Linked DNA regions of Mus musculus: region 2 is linked to region 1. A link is a loop called in an ENCODE intact Hi-C map of the cell type or tissue named here. Cell type or tissue: gastrocnemius. All regions are shown on one strand. Each heading gives the region's core, and the rest is flanking DNA. Links, peaks and the distances in the headings are about the cores only.

Evidence for each region. Peaks named below come from ENCODE experiments on the same cell type or tissue, not always from the same donor. Only the 100,000 strongest peaks of a DNase experiment are listed, where the experiment ranks them.
Region 2: it touches region 1 in a loop (2.9-fold over the local background); 2 of 42 quality-filtered maps call a loop at or near these places.

The regions. Positions count from the first base shown.
Region 1 is chr10:61,666,686-61,675,018 of GRCm38, forward strand. Ppa1 (pyrophosphatase (inorganic) 1) reads left to right here. Exons shown (of 11, transcript NM_026438.4): 7 at 226-353; 8 at 900-985; 9 at 3,733-3,802; 10 at 5,706-5,748; 11 at 7,134-7,480. The coding sequence ends at 7,165. 1700022H01Rik (RIKEN cDNA 1700022H01 gene) reads right to left here. Exons shown (of 2, transcript NR_126477.1): 2 at 7,842-8,333. Among named protein-coding and RNA genes, the nearest start is that of Sar1a, 9.4 kb to the right of the region's middle. In gastrocnemius, for the core only: a CTCF peak has its summit at 4,289 (motif pointing right); no DNase peak of the experiment used is centred there; H3K27ac peaks cover 248 bases.
Region 2 is chr10:61,729,868-61,738,200 of GRCm38, forward strand. Aifm2 (apoptosis-inducing factor, mitochondrion-associated 2) reads left to right here. Exons shown (of 10, transcript NM_001284300.1): 6 at 2,456-2,564; 7 at 4,410-4,562; 8 at 5,591-5,791; 9 at 6,716-6,891. The coding sequence ends at 6,867. Among named protein-coding and RNA genes, the nearest start is that of Aifm2, 19 kb to the left of the region's middle. In gastrocnemius, for the core only: a CTCF peak has its summit at 4,800 (motif pointing left); no DNase peak of the experiment used is centred there.

The DNA.
Region 1 (8,333 bases), core at 86-8,085:
GATAGCAGTTAGTCAGGCTTGGTCGCTCTCTTCAGTTCTTAATGTCAAAGCTACTCAAAGATGCAGGATGAATTTTTTTTTTTTAATTTTTAAAGTGTTCTTTTCTCAGCTTTAATATTATCTTGGACTTCTTTACAATTTTCCCTGTATATCTCAATGTAAACTTGATATTTTTGACGAATGCCTAAATACTCATTGTGCGATGTGTCGGGTTTCTTTCCTTAGATATTTCTGATGTCGAACGGCTAAAACCCGGCTATTTAGAAGCTACTGTTGATTGGTTTAGAAGGTATAAGGTTCCTGATGGAAAACCAGAAAATGAGTTTGCATTCAATGCAGAATTTAAAAACAAGGTATTGTGTCTTTTTAAACCTGTGGCTTTAGAGCATTTGTATCGGGACTTAGTATTTTACTATGTTGTTCCCATGTAAAGGTTCATGAGAGAAAGGGCCAGGGGTATGTTTCCATGGTATGTATAAGTTCTTGTGTAGTGTATGTAAGACCCTGGGCTCCGTCCCTAGCACTAACCCTCCCAGAATTACCCATGAAACCTGCAGTACGGGGCTCCTTTCCACCAGTTGAACCTAACAGTTTACGTGAAGTCCCACTGTTCGATAGACTCACTGATTTACTGGAAGACATTTTTATAAAACGCAGCAATTTTTAAAAACCACGAAAGCTGAAAAGACAGTTTTGTAAGGGGTGGGGGATTCTAAAGATGCAAGGCAGTCTTGGCCTTTTATTTATATAAAGGAAATATATCTTCCCTTCTTAACAAAATTTCCTTTGGTTAAATTACTTCCTGACTTAAAAAAAAAATAGTATCGAGTTTTGGGTTATGTAAGTGGTAAGAAGAGACCTCCTTATATACTGTCCTAACGCCTGTCTTCAACTTACAGGACTTTGCAGTTGACATTATTAAAAGCACCCACGATTATTGGAAAGCATTAGTGACTAAGAAAACAGATGGGAAAGGAATCAGTTGGTAAGTGTTAACTCTCCTTTTCTGTGCCTTTAACACAGCTTGCAGCAGACATTCTACTGATTGTAATGTTACCAGTGGTAAGAGTAAAACAGGTGTTTCCAGACTCCTTGCCTCTTACTCACAGATCTAAATAAAACAAGAACACACACAGATTTGCAAAAATAGCAAAGAATGTCTGTTTAGAGTGGAGCTGTGGTACAGATTAGAAAGGGATTGCACGGTCTTGTTAGATTAGGGCATATCTTCTATTGGGCACGGTCCTTCCCACAATCCTGTGCGTGACGAATTATGCATAGTCATAAGATGCTAAGTGGGGGATTCTCTCTAAAACTGGGGTTATTAGAGGACACAGTTTCCCCGTTTCCCCTCAGCCCCACCCCCACCCCCTCACCGAGCCAAACCAGTTCAAGACAAATTGCTTTTCCATCCTTAACATAGGATACATTGAAATATACTTGAATATAGACTGTCTCTATTTAATGCTTGTTAGGGGCAGAGAAGGTTAGACAATAGTTAGGTGTCATTTTCACAGAGGGGATACAGTGCTCAAACATATAAGTAGCTAGGTTGCCAATACAGTATTAGCAAGGCAGGTGGTGCATACAAACCGCCTAGACTCTCAGGCATACTGTTGTTCCCATACCTGCTTGCTTCTCTATACTCTTGGATTTATATAGAAAAAAAATCTAAAAAAGAGTTAGTGTTTGTAAGATGATTCAGTTGGTTGCTGCACAAACCTGATGATCAGAGTCCCAGCCCTGAGAACTCCACAGTTTTCCTCTGACCTGCATGTGAGCCATAGCATGGTCATTTCCAGATATGCACAGATTGTGCACATGCTTGCACACACACACAATAATAAATATAAATAAATAAATGAATAAATAAATCAATCAAGCTGGGTATGGTAGTACATACCTTTATTCCACACAATAGAGAGGCAGAGGCAGGCAGGTTTATGTGAGTTTAAAGTAGTTGGCCAACCAAGGCTACATAGTGAGACCCTTTCTCAACAAATAAATAAAATAAAAATGGATTATGCTAGTGTTTCTATTCAGGTTTATTCATCAGCAACTTAAACTGCCCGTAAGATCCTCTCTACGAGGGCTGGAGGGTTAATAGCACTTGGCGCTCTTCAACTTTGGTTACCGGACCTCGGGAGGCTCATAACTGTCTAACTCCAGTTTCCTAGGATCCTGTACTTCTGGCCTCCTCGGGCTCCTGCCCTCACATAGCTACATACACATAATCAAAAGTAATGAAAATAAATGTTTATAAAATCCTCTTTAAACAAATAGAAACGACATTCATCTGGGTACTGAGGTCAAAGCTTGTGAGCTAGCATCAGGGCGCATCAGCTAAAGGTGTGCATGCCTTGCCATCTCAGATATGAATAGGTAATGTGGGAGCTGGGCAGGGGTGGAGAGTGTATCTTCTCTTCAGACTGCCTGGAGGACCATCAACACTGCTTCATGCACACTTTTTGAAAACAACGTTCCAGAGAAACAAACTGCTGTCTCAGAACAGTGGACCCCGTGTGTCTGAAGGGTGGGAGGCTAGTGTCCTTTCCGCCATGATTCTTAGAGTTGGTGGGACAGCATATACCATACCTCAGTGGCTGTGGCTTCATTTCCCAGAAAGCACGGTTGGCTGCATTCCAGTCAGGTTTGCCCGTCTCCCTGTGGACCAGCAATCTGAAGAGTCCCTGCCGAGCTGTCTGGGCTCAGGGTTTATTAACTGTTCTAACTGCCGTGTGTAGAGCAGTCTTTGCCAGGATCTTATGCTCACTGAACTTACTCCCACTCATAATAATAGTTATGTTAATTGAGCAATTAATACTTGCCAAACATGAAAAAGATATTGGCCGTGAGCCTAGCCAGAGTCACTCCAGAATAACTGTCGGCTCGTTGTCTTGAAAACACCAGGGTTCAGGTCCTAGTGCTGGGGAAACTAACAAAAAAAAGCAAAAGCAAAATGTGGGCTTCAAGATAGCTCATCAGGTAAAGGCTCTTGCTGCCAAGAGTAGCTCCCATAAATTGTTCTCTAACCTCTATAAACACTGTGGTATGTGTGTGTAGCTACACACACACACACACACACAAAACAGATAAATTTTTTAAAGGGATTTAAAAGGCCTTAATCAGTCATAATTTATAAAAAGCTTATTTGTCTTAAGTCCCTGTTTTATTGTTCTGAAGAGACACCATGACCAAGACAACTCTTATCATTATAAAAGGAAATACTTAACTAGGGGCTTGCTTATAGTTTCAGAGGTCCACTATGGTAGCACACATGGCATTGGAACAAGAGCTGAGAGCTACATCCTGATCCACAGGCCAAGTGAGAACTGGGCCCAGTATAGGCTTTGAAGCCTCAGATCCCAATCCCAGTGACACACTTCCTCCAACAAGGCCACACACACCCCAATAAGCCACACCTAATTTTGCCACTCCCTGATGACTAAGCACTCAAATACATCTAAGAGAGCCAAAGTGGGGGGGGGGGAGAGACAGATTAACTCAATGTAGGAAAGCTAGAAGTTTAGTTGCTAAAAAATACACAGTCTTAGTCATAAATTTCAAATTCAGCTCTGAGGCTGAGTAGCTGAGTTGGTGCAGTGCTTGCCTGGAATACACAAAGCCCTAGACTCCACCCCCAGTGTTGCATAAGCCAGGTCTGGTTTTTTAAAATTTTGAGAAGGCTTTATTGTTCGTTTGTGTTCTGATTATGTTCATTTCATTCAATAGCATGAACACCACGGTGTCGGAGAGCCCCTTCAAGTGCGATCCTGATGCTGCCAAAGCCATTGTGGATGCTGTACGTAATGCTTGCTTGCTTTGAAACAGTGCGGTGGCTGAGCGATAGGGTCCTCCAAGGGAAGAAATACTTGCTGCAACAAGTATTTGGGTGTCTTTCATGTGCACATTACTGTGTGACATCTGAAGGTCAGAACTCTGAGCACAGACAAATAGATGCTTGAGGGGAAAACTGAAGACTGGTGCTGGCCCACCCGAAGCAGAGTAGATAACTTGTAAAAACCAGAGTGATGGGTCGCACAGTGTACTTAGCCCAGGAGCCCATCACTGTCAAACCATCTTCTACAAGACACCACGTAGGAAGCTAGTTGAGTTGTGTGGAGCTAAGACAGGGAGTAAGCACACTTGAGGATCCCTGAGGGGACGGATAGGACACCAGCACCTCCAGCAGCACCTTGCTGTTAGGGGAATAATTACTATTATTATCATTGAATTTAATGTATGAGTGCTCTGCTGTGTATACACTTCCAGGCCAGAAGAGGGCATCAGATCCCCTTACAGATGGTTATGAGCCACCATGTGGTTGCTGAGAATTGAACTCAGGACCTCCGGAAGAGGTTAACAGATAGCAGCCAAAATACCCATACATATAAAATTAAGTAATTCTTTTTTTAATTGAAATATTGTATTGAAAAAATTGTATATATTGATTGACCTCTTAGCAGATCACACCCTGTATTGTTCCTGTAAATTAATTTTAGAGCCAAGTGCTGTTAACTGATGAGCCATCTCTCCAGTTTTTTGAGTAGTAAGGCTGGCTTTGAAATGACAGCTCTGCCCACCCACCTCTGTGTACCAAGTGCTGGTATTAGTGGTGTGTATGTGGGCCACACTTGGCCCCTGTGCTTTTTTTTTTTTTTGTTGACTTAGAAAAGACTGAACTACATCATTTAAAAATTTGGGCTGGATGGATGGCTCAGTGGTTAAGATCACTTGCTGCTTCTGCAAAGGACCCACGTTCTGTTCCCAGCACCCAAGTAGAGCCTTACAACTAACCACCTGTCACTCTGGCTGCAAGGGGATCCCACCTAGGCACTTGTATGCACATGTCATACAGATATACATGTAGTAAAACACAGACATAAAATAAAAACAAGTCTTTTTCTTTCTTTTTTTTTTTTCATTTTTTTTTTCATTTATGCCATCAAAACTGGCAAATGGAAGAAAATGACCTCTGAGTTCCCACAGCCTCGCCAATGAGGATGACAAAGGAAAAGGACTTGTTGAGCCAGGGCATTTAGGTTCATCTTTGTTTCCACATGAATCCTGACAGTGAGATGAACAGGAAAAACAAAACTGGGCATAGTGGCTCCGGAGGCAGAGTCAGAAGGATAGCGCAAAAGAGTTCTCTGCTAGCTTGGGCCACACCTCAAAACCCTGTTTCAAAAAAAAAGGAGGGGGGTGGCTAGGGAAAATGGAATCATGATACATGCATGCTGGGTTTCTTTTATTTCAAAAACATTCTTACATGTGTGTCCCTAAGAGGCTCGAATCCAGGGACTGGAGAAATGGCTAAATGGGTAAGAGGACTTCCCTCCACAGGACGAGGGTTCAGTTCCCAGCATCCTTATGGTGGTCTAAAACCTTCCATAGCTCTAGTTCCAGGGGATCTGACTCCAGCTCCATAGCCACTAAGAATGTACGTGGTGCACATACACGATCAGGCTAAATATCCATGCACATAAGATTAAAGAGTTCTTTTTAAAAAAATAGAAATATTACATTGAACAAATTGTATATATTGACCTCTTATCAGCTCACACCCTCCATTGTTCCTATAAGTTATTTTTAGAGCCAAACAGGGACAATCTCCTGTTTGCATTGTTTCCCAATTCTGTCAGTATGCATTTAGCTTTCCCTCTTCAGGTAGGACTCTATTTTAATATTTTAATGTTCCATTTTAGTTGCCACCACCATGTGAATCTGCCTGCTCACTGCCGACAGATGGTAAGACTTGAATATACTAGAGTGATGTGTCTGTATGTAAATTATATGTGTGTGTATGTGTGTGTGTATATATATATATATATATACACATATACACACTACTTGACTAATATATTTTACTTGACATAAAATAAAAAATATATATTTTACTTGACAATAGTTATTTATACTTATAAGTTTGTTTTGATGTGTGTTTATAATTTGGAAATATTAAATCAAGTTAGGAAATGTATCCCCTCACATACTTATTTGTGGGCAAACATTTAAACCTTTAAAATATACAGTTGTAGCCACTTTCAAATACATAACGGGACCAGGAGGGTAGATTGATGTAGATGTGTGTGTAACATGCTGGAGGACCCGTGTTTATTTCCAGCAGCAGGAAGGAGAAATTCATAGGCAATGTGTTATTACTACAGTCACCATTCCATATTAAATAAATTCATAAAGCTCATTGCTCTGACCTGACATCCATGGTGTGCCCGCTGGTCAGCACCTTTCCCCTTCCTATCTAGCTGCCCTGGCTGCCCTCAGCCCCTGGCAACCCCTCTGTACAGTTCCACACATAGTAGGATTAGTCGCATTGTCTGCCTTTTGTGTCTGTCTTTATTTCCCTTGGCAGGCTATGTCAGCTATGCTAACGTTCCACAGTGCTTATGTGAGGGACACTGTACCCCACCTTTCCTTTTTCCTTCTTTCTTATTTTAGGGCACATTCTATCACCCTGGCCCCTCAGATTCCATGTGGACACTGTGGAAAGGACGCCTTATGGGCTGTGTTCTACATTCTCATCCAAACACTGCCTGCTTCATTCAGAAAAATGGCCCCGACCCGAGCCCTCTTTAGAAGGATTGCATACCTGCAATCCCAGCACTCTGGAACCTGAGGCTGGAGGGTCACAGGCTGAAGGCCAGTCCGTCTGGGTTACATAGCAAAACCCTGTCTGAAAAAAACAAAACAAACAAACAAAGAAGAGAAAAAGGAATCCATAAGTTTCTTCTGTTGAGAAAAGGGCCCTGCTGGCATGGTAGTGCGTGCCTTTAATCCCTGGTGTCCAAGAGTTTGGGGATGACCTGGGCTCCATAATGAGTTTCAAATCAGCTGAGACCATATGAAACCTCATCTCCACACAGGAAGGGAGAGGGTAGAGTGAGAAAGCCTTTGGCTAAACGCTGCTGAGTTCCAGCCCTGCAACTGTAACTTTGCATACGTGTTCTGGAAGTCTAGAGGAGGAGCCTTGCAGAGCAGTATATCTAGTATTCCTTGTTTGGCAAGCATTCTGAGTTACATCGCCAGCTTTTTCTTTGTTAGATGTTGATAATTTGGGTTTTTAACAGATTCCAATTTGTCTTTTTTTTTTTTTTTTTTTCCCCTTCTGGATACAGTGGATAAATGGTTCCATCAGCAGAAAAACTGAAGAGCTTCCTCTGGAACACGAGCTGTTACGGCCGCATCCTGTTCACCTGGAAGCATTAGATGCAAAAGATTTTCCAAGCTCTAAATTTCTGTAGCTCACCGAATGAAGTAGACTCTGCTGTGACTGGTCCACTAGTTCAGAACTGGTTCAGAAGGTTAGCCATCTAGACACCTCACATCTCAACCAAGACAGCTTTTATTAAACCTTAGCTCTCAAAGCCGTGGGGACATGGAAGTCATTTGTGCATGGATGTGCAGTGTGGACACCTATTGGATGTACATGTTTACTGTGTTAGGAAATAAAATTATTTTACTGAAACTTGGCTTAGGATAGTTTCTTATTCTGGAGCCAACATTCCCACACTGGCGTCGGTACTGTGTTTCTTTCCTACCAGTAGTCTTAGAATTCAGTTATATACTATTAAATAAAGACTGCACAGTGGTGCACACCTTTAATCCTTGTACTCATGAGGCACATGTAGGCAGAACTCTTGAGTTCAAGGCCAGCCTGGTCTACATTGCAAGTTAATATAACATTTCGAGTACCTGTTGAAAAAAAGCAAGCTGTTTGTAGGAATCTGAGAATGGAACCTCTTGCACATACAGAAGGCTTGTTCCATGTCTAGTTCCCAGCATCCCATTCGAAAGCAAAAACTTTTAAATTACTATTATGTTAGCAGACAGTGAAATCTTTACTGAAGGTGGAAGTCAACAATTACAATCTGCAATCAGTGAACTGAACCCTTAAGTCATTTGCCTTGCACCAAAGGTACCAGCCAGAACTGTTTTAGGTGAGTGAGTTCATGGCCTTTGGAGCTAGGAAATCCTCAGCTTGGATCCAGGCCTGTCTCATCAGCTCTGTACTCAGGCAAGCTACAGGCACTAACCCTGTTTCCTCGTCTCTAAAAGTGTCAGGTAGTGACCTATGGTACACACTCTCATTTATTTCACCTGAACTTTATTTTTATGTCTGTGGGTGTGCAGAGCTCTTGAAGACCACAGGCACAATGGAACCTGGAGCTTACTGACTGGGCTAGACTGGCTGGCCAGCAAGCCCTACGGGTCCTCATGTCTCCATCAGATGCACAGTAATGTCCCCTCGACTTTTTAATTTCACTTTTTGCCATGGCGAAGGATGGTAAGCATCTTTCATGTGCTTGTCTCTCATC
Region 2 (8,333 bases), core at 217-8,216, 63 kb after region 1:
AACCGCTGAGCCATCCGGTGAGCCTCTCCAGACATGACCATGACAACTCTTAGAAAGGAAAACATTTAGCTGAGGCTGGCTTACAGGTTCAGAGGTTTAGTCCGTTATCATCGTGGCGGGAAGCATGGCAGCATCCAGGCCCGCACAGAGCTGGAGAAGGAGCTGTGAGTTCTACCTTTGGATCTGCAGGATGAGACAGTGAGACACACTTGACCTGCCTTGTGCTTCTGAAACTTCAAGACCCAAACCCAGTGACACACTTCCTCCAACAATGCCACAGTCCCTATGAGTCTATGGGGCCATTTTCATTCAAACTACCGCACTTAACCATTGCCGAGTTACCTACCACAAAGGATGTTTTAAAGGACACAGATGGGGCTGGAGAGATGACTGTGTGGTTGAGAGCTCATCCTGCTCTTGCAGAGGACCCAGGTTTGGTTCTCAGCACCCACATCTGAGACTCACACTGCCAGTAACTCCAGCAGATTCCCGGGGATCTGATCTGATGCCCTCTTCTGGACTCAACAGGCACTGCACTCACATGCACTAGCCACAAACAGACACCTATACACATAACTAAAAATTAAGAATGCCTTTTAAGACTGCCGGGTGGTGGTGGCGCATGCCTTTAATCCCAGCACTTGGGAAGCAGAGGCAGGCGGATTGCTGAGTTCAAGGCCAGCCTGGTCTACAAAGTGAGTTCCAGGACAGCCAAGGCTACACAGAGAAACCCTGTCTGGGGGGGGGGTAGGGGGGAAGCCTTTTAAGGACATCAATGAACAGCCAGATAAAGAGGGCCCAAGCACAGGGCCCTCTTTCTCCCTGACGTTGGGGTGTGCCATATGGACATGGTTATGCATGTTGAGGCTCTCCAGGCCCTGGAGGGAATCTTTGAAGGCTTTGTTGGGGAGCCATGATGAACCGTGGAACTCCCAACTCTAGCCCCCGTCTGCCTCCTGGAGATTGGGGAAGGGATTGGAAGCTCCCATCGTGGTTTGACTCTGAGGCTGCTGTCTCATCAGAACGAAGGATGAGCCCATCACTCAGGAAATTCCAAGACATTCAGCAGTTTTATCATTCAGAGAATCACGAAGATCTCAGAAGCTCTGGGTTGGGAGTTGCAGCCGATTATCAGAATCCATGGCGTTCCCAGCACTGGAAGGGCTTAAGAGCTCTGTGTCTGCAACCGGGGACAGATGGGGTTATTCTTGCCATGCCTCAGGGGTAAAGATTGAAGTAGTACATTTCAACTAATTATGTATAAGATCTATGTTGTATTGGTAGGCATGGAAGAGTCCTACAGAAGCCACCCACCCATCATTGTGGGATTGGCATGTGCTGAGTTACCATGTATGTATATATATAGTATATGAGTACACTGTAGCTGTCAGACACACCAGAAGAGGGCATTGGATTCCATTACAGATGGTTGTGAGCCACCATGTGGTTGCTGGGAATTGAACTCAGGACCTCCGGAAGAGCAGTCAGTGCTCTTAACCTCTGAGCCATCTCTCAGCCCCTCTTTATCATATTTTTATTTAGAGCCAAGCATAGTGGCACAAACCTTTTTTTTCCAGCACTCAGGAGGCACAGGCAGGAGCATCTCTGTGAGTTTGAGGCCAATCAGGTCTACCTAGCTAGTTCCGGGACAGCTAGGGCTACATAGAGCAGTGGCTCTCAACCTTCCGAATGCTGTGACCCTTTAATATAGTTCCTCATGTTGTGGTGACCCCCCCACCCCCAACCATAAAATTATTTTCATTGCTGCTTCCTAATTGTAATTTTGCTATTATATGACTCGTCATGTAAATATATAATATTTCTGATGGTCTGAGTTGATCCCTAAGGGTTGTGACCCACAGGGTGAACACCACTAACACAGAGAGATCCTGTCTCAAAATACAAAATAAAATAATTTAAAAGTTTTACTTAGTTGGGTGGTGGTGGCACATGCTTTTAATCCCAGCACTTGGGAGACAGAGGCATGCAGATCTCTGAGTTTGAGGATAGCCTGGTCTACAGAGCTTCAGGACAGTCGGGGCTACACAGAGAAACCCTGTCTTGAAAAACCTAGATAGATAAATAGATAGATAGATAGATAGATAGATAGGTAGATAGACAAACAAACAAATAAATAAGTAGAACTTGTGTTAGTGTTGCTATCAGCCTGGTATTCACATTGGAATGCCAGCAGCTTATATAGTGATTATACAGTTTTGTATCCTGAAGGAATTGTCTGTTTGCCTTAGGTGAGGCATTGTACAGAGACACGTGGGTCTCTGGTTTAGGGGCACCGAGTTCTGAGTACTGAGATGTGGGCTGCGGCCCTGAACCCTGCAGAGATCATAGCTGATGCTCTGTCTCCTCAGTATTAGATGGGAAGTCGGAGAGAGGACTCGGAGGCTTCCCGCTCAAGCCCTGTGGGTTTGTTTGTTTGTTTGTTTGTCTGTCCCAGGTCACTCTTATCCACTCCAGAGTACCCCTGGCCGACAAGGAACTCCTGCCCTGTGTGCGGCAGGAAGTGAAGGAGATCCTCCTCCGGAAGGGTGTGCAGCTGCTGCTGAGTACGTGAGAGGTCACCCGTCCTGCCCAGCCAACCCCAGCCCCTTTCCTCAAGTGCTGATGTACTGCCCAGAGCCCCAGCCATGGCCGACCGGCCGGCTGGGCTCCCTCCTTCCCACTGTATCTGGGAGCAGCAGGACGACTCAGGCATCAGAGCTGGCTTGAGCTGTGTCCAGCTGGAGTCCCAGGGTGCAGCAGTTCCCCGCTGTAGCTTAGGAACAGGACAGGTGGATGCTATTTACTGAATGAGTTAAGTCTTCCAAAGATCGGCCCTTGTTTTCATTTTTGATGTCTCAGTGGAAGAGGGAACAGACTTGTAATCTGAGGCATTACATGTGTCTGTCTCTTCCTTCCTTCCTTCCTTCCTTCCTTCCTTCCTTCCTTCCTTCCTTCCTTCCTTCCTTCCTTCCTTTTTTTTCTTTCTTTCCCTCTTCCTTTCAGTTTTTTGAGACAGGGTTTCTCTGTGTAGCCCTGGCTGTCCTGGAACTCACTTTGTAGACCAGGCTGGCCTCAAACTCAGAGATCTGCCTGCCTCTGCCCTCCTGAGTACTGGGACTAAAGGTGTGTGCCATCACCACCCTGATTTTTGGGTGTGGCTTTTTGTCCAGAGCAGGAAGGGACAGAGCTTCCCAGCATTTGGAGTGGGATGGCACCTGGGTGTTGCCTTCCTGTTCTCTTAGAAGGCTGTGAGGTGGTTGCCGTGGAAACCCCTCTCAGCTATCACAGCCTCCGTTGTTAACTGGTCATGGAGGATAGGAAGCACTTTACTTCCAGACAGGTTTCCTCATTTTCTCTTCTGTTTGCCATCCATCCATCCATCCATCCATCCATCTCTGAGTCTCACATAGCATCCATCCATCTATCCATCTATCTACCGCTGAGTTTCACCTAGCATCCATCCATCCATCCATCTATTCGTTCTTTAAAATTTATTTTATGTGTGTGTATGTTTTTTAAAGAGAATTTTATTTTATTTTATTTTATTTTTAAGATTAGCTGTCTTCAGACACACCAGAAGAGGGCGTCAGATCTCATTACAGATGGTTGTGAGCCACCATGTGGTTGCTGGGATTTGAACTCAGGACCTCTGAAAGAACAGCAGTGCTCTTAACCGCTGAGCCATCTCTCCAGCCCCTGTGTGAATGTTTTGTCTGTGTACCTAGAGTGTACCCAGAGCCTATGGAGGCCAGAGGAAGGAATCAGATCCCCTTGAACTGGAGTTGAGTTACAGATGGTTTTTATCTTCTGTTTGGATGGTGGGAGTCAAACCTGGATCCCCTGGAAGAGTACCAGTGTTCTTAACCACTGAGCCCTCTTCCCAGCCCTTCCGTATATATGAATATTTTATTTTGAGAAAGAGTATATCATGTATGTAGTTCAGGCTGGCCTTGTGGCCTTAAACTGTATAGCCAAGAAGAACTTTGAGCATCTCATCTTCCTGTCTCTGTTTCCAGAGTACTGGCATACACTCTGCTTAGTTGATGTGGCATTGGGTATAGACACAGGGCTTTCTGCATGCTCTACAAGCCTCCTGCCAACGGAGTCCTTTCTCTGCTTTCTGGTGGATGCTGTACGGAGAGGCCTTCTGCTTAGGATGTGCGAGCTGCCATTCCGAGAAGGAAGGGGCCTTCCACTGAGTCCTGTTTCCTAGAACTCGGGAAGCTTGGCTTGGCTTCCCCCTCGCAGCTTCCTGGAACTTCCCTCCAGATGGACCCCTTGGGGACAGACGTCCAGATCCTGCTGCTCAGGAGAGTGGACGGAGGGAGTCATGAGGGACGACTTTTCCCTTGGTCCACCACGGGGTGTGCTGTCCTCTGTCAGCTTCCTGTCACGGAACCCTCCCACAGGTGAGCGGGTGAGCAACCTGGAGGAACTGCCTCGCAATGAGTATCGGGAGTACATCAAGGTGGAGACAGACAAGGGCACGGAGGTGGCCACCAACATGGTGATTGTGTGCAATGGGATCAAGATCAACAGCTCTGCCTACCGCAGTGCATTTGGTGAGTGAGTGGCCCAGAGGTTGTTGCTCCCTAAGCTGCCCTGGCATTTGCAGACACACCATAGTCCTTGCCACCTGAACCAGCACTCCGTGTCTCCTCCTTTTATCCCAGAAGTTCATTAGACCTTGAACTTTAAATTCAGGTGAGCCAAGCCCAGCTGTTCCTCCCCCCTTCTCTCACCCACACCCCCCTTGGAGGCCAGAATCCTCCCCTTCCAGGTGAGTGCTTCCCCCTAGTGGCGAGAGATAGGAACAGGCTTCAGAGAGGTGAGAATGGCCTCTTTTCTTGATGCTTTCATTGAGGAAGCCCAGGAAGTCCCAGGTCAGGCTTTTCTCCATCCACAGGTACGCTGCTCTCTCCAAATCCAGATCCAAGCATCGGGCCACTTCATTCTGAACCTCCCTTTGGGGGAGTCGGAACCTTAATATGGCCTCATCTCTCAAAGTTCAGTAGTTAGACAGTGGACCGATGCATGTTTAAGCATCTACATAGGAGAGTAAGACTCAGGGGCCAAGCTCCATGGTTACTCTGCATCTCCAGGTACCTGTCATTTTTCCACTGTCGAGCATCCTTCCCTGACCAGTCTCAGCCAGATCCAACAGGAAGTTAGTTTTCAATCCAGAAGGAAGCCAGTCCACAGGGGTAGTGGGCAGAAATCCCAGGGTTTAATGTCTCATTATCCTAATGTATTTCCAAAGATAAGTTCTTTTCAACCCCTATAAGGGAAGCTGTTTGTCGTTTAGAAAAGGCCTGTGTGTATTCTGAAATTCCCATGGATGTTCCAAAGACAGTTAGAGACTTGGGAAGCCGGGGGACTTGTAGTGAGCTCCCTGGCTTTCCAGTGATCTGCCTCTGTTCTTGTGGGTTAGGCTTGCTTCGGCAGGCAGGGTCTTGGGTGGGGACTTCAGGCTGGATGACGGCAGGTGGGGGTGCCATTTCTTAGCACATACCTCCAAAGTGACTGAACCCACACCCTGTACTCATGCAATTCCGGAGGCGACTTAACGTGGTGTCATCTTGCCCAGCAGAGAGTAGGCTGGCTAGCAATGGTGCTCTGAAAGTGAACGAGTTCCTCCAGGTGGAAGGTTACAGCAATATTTATGCCATTGGTGACTGTGCCGATACCAAGGAGCCCAAGATGGCCTACCACGCTGGCCTGCATGCCAATGTTGCCGTGGCCAACATCGTCAACTCCATGAAGCAGAGGCCACTCAAAGCTTACAAGCCAGGTGAGGAAAGCCTGTTTATGTTTGTTGGTTTGGGATTAGACATGCGAAAGGCTTTGGGGCCTTACTCTCCTAGTAGATGCTTAAACATGCATCAGTCCACTAGCTTAACTACCCAACTTTAAGAGATGAGGCCTGGGCTGGAGGGATATCTCAGCAGTTAAGAGCACTCTTCCAAATGTCCTGAGTTCAATTCCCAGGAACCACATGGTGGCTCACAGCCATCTATAATGGGATCTGATGCCTTCTTCTAAGAACAGCTATAGTGTACTCACATAAATATAACAAATCTTTTAAAAAAATAAAAAAAAGAGAGATGAGGCCATATTAAGGTCCCGACTGCCCCAAGGGAGGGTCAGAACGAAGTGGCCCAGTGCTATAACATGAATTACCACCAGACTGCAGGTCTCCGCACAAAGCCTCTTTAAAACCAAACATGCTTTTGGCTGTAGCTCCCTGGTAGAATTCTTGCCTGGCACACTGAAGCCCCGGGTTTCACTGACAGTATTGCTAACAAAAGAGGCTGGGGGAGATGGCTCAGTCAGTAAAGTACTTAAAAAGCAGGGGCCTAGTTTGATGCCTAGAACACGTGTTAAGAAAAAGACAAAAAACTGGGCCTTGTGGTCAGGAAACAAAAAAAAATCCAGCTTTAAAAAAAAATGTGAATGTCACCTGAAGAATGATAGCCCAGGTTGTCTCCTGATCTGCACCACACAAGCACACACACCAAACATCTGATTTGCTTTCTTAAAGGGTATGCATGGTTGGTGTACACACACACACACACACACACACACACACACACACACACACACGACTTGCTTTCCTAAAAGGTATTATGCATGGCTGCCTGCTGGAGTCTCAAACATCAGGCCTGCATCCCTCAAGCACTCAAGCATCGTCTTGCTGTGTGTGTCTGCCTCCCAGGTGCGCTGACATTCCTCCTGTCCATGGGCAGAAATGATGGCGTGGGTCAGATCAGTGGCTTCTACGTAGGCCGCCTCATGGTGCGGCTGGCCAAGAGCAGGGACCTTCTCATCTCCACAAGCTGGAAAACCATGCGGCAGTCTCCACCGTGACAGGGAGGCTGCGTGGGAGTCGAGGTACCGCTCGGAGGGGTGACAGACTGCTTGACAAAGGACACCCTTCTGACAGGTGCCAAGGGCGGAGCTCTTTGTCTGGATCGTGGTGTCAGTCATGTGCTGGCTGGAAATACATTTTGAGTAAAGCCAGAAATGAGAGACAGAGAGTAAAGGGTGGGGGGAGGCATTAAAAAAAGAACAATTAGCCTAGAAGATTCGTTCCGGGTTTGGAAGGTCTGCCTGCAGCTGTGCTAGCTAAAGGGTGTTGGGGAGGCAGAGGGAGCTCCCCTACTGCAGGCTTCTGTCTGTGTGTGCACATGAAAGCATCAGGCTTTGGGAGAACTGTTCAGAGCTCTTGTTGGGCAGAGCTGGGCTCCTCTAGTTGGCTCCTCATCTGTAGTATAGTAAAGAGAGCCCACAGCACGAGACCAAGGAGGGGTGCTGGGGTGGGGGAGCCTGTATATCTTACAGCAAGTACGTTATTAACTGAGGCCTTTTGTTACTCTATGATTAGCACCCCCCCTTCCTCTCTCTCTCCTTCCCTCCTAACAACACTCACACAGCATGAGTGCAGAATCTCTCTCTGCCCCCCACCATGTCTACCTACATTATTCAGATTGGCCTAGAACTCCTGAGTTCAGGTAATGCTCCTGTCTCAGTCTTTTCTGGTACCTTGGGCCCATCTTTAACCTTCATGAGCCTTTATCTCCATATCCGGCTTGCCTGTGTGTCATAGGTGCATGTACGAAGAGTCAGACAAAATTCCCCTCTAGCTCACCCATCCGTTGCTGAAATCTCTTTGGGAAGGTGGGGGAGATATAAGCCACATCTGCCCCTTCTCCTAAGGTCTCACTGACAAACTGAGGCAGGGTTCTGTCAGACTTTACTCCAAGGAACCAGTGAGTGTCATTAAAGCAGAGTGGTGTATAACAGGTGGTAGGGCGCCACTGGATACACAGATGAGAGTCTCCTGGTCCTTGACACCACTCCACAATCAGATAAAATCAGTCAGCAAGGCCAGCTGGGACAACCCTTTTAAAAGGGGGAACAGCTGAACACCTCCACCCCCCTCTGGGCTGGTGGTTGCTTGCTTCTGAGGACAGTCACTCAAATACTACCCCAACAGGGTGAAGTTTATGTCTAGAGAGGCTGAGCCTGGCTGGGTGCAGGAATCCAGGGATGGAGACCTGTGATTTGGGGAGGGTACTGGCTGCTTGATCGCCAAAGACCAGATGGGCATCTCTGGATGGTACCTAGTGGTTTCCAGGTTACTAACAGGCTGCTGTTAGTGGGTGGGGAGCTGTGCTGCTCATTTCCTGGCCAGCTCCTGTCACTTGGGCCCTCCTGGGTCACCATGTCCGCTATAGATTGCTAAGGTGTATGAAGTATTTGAAGGACTTCTCTATCCAAGTAGGGAGTAGCCACTTGTGCATGGCCTAAGTTCAATGTCTATAGCAGAAGAG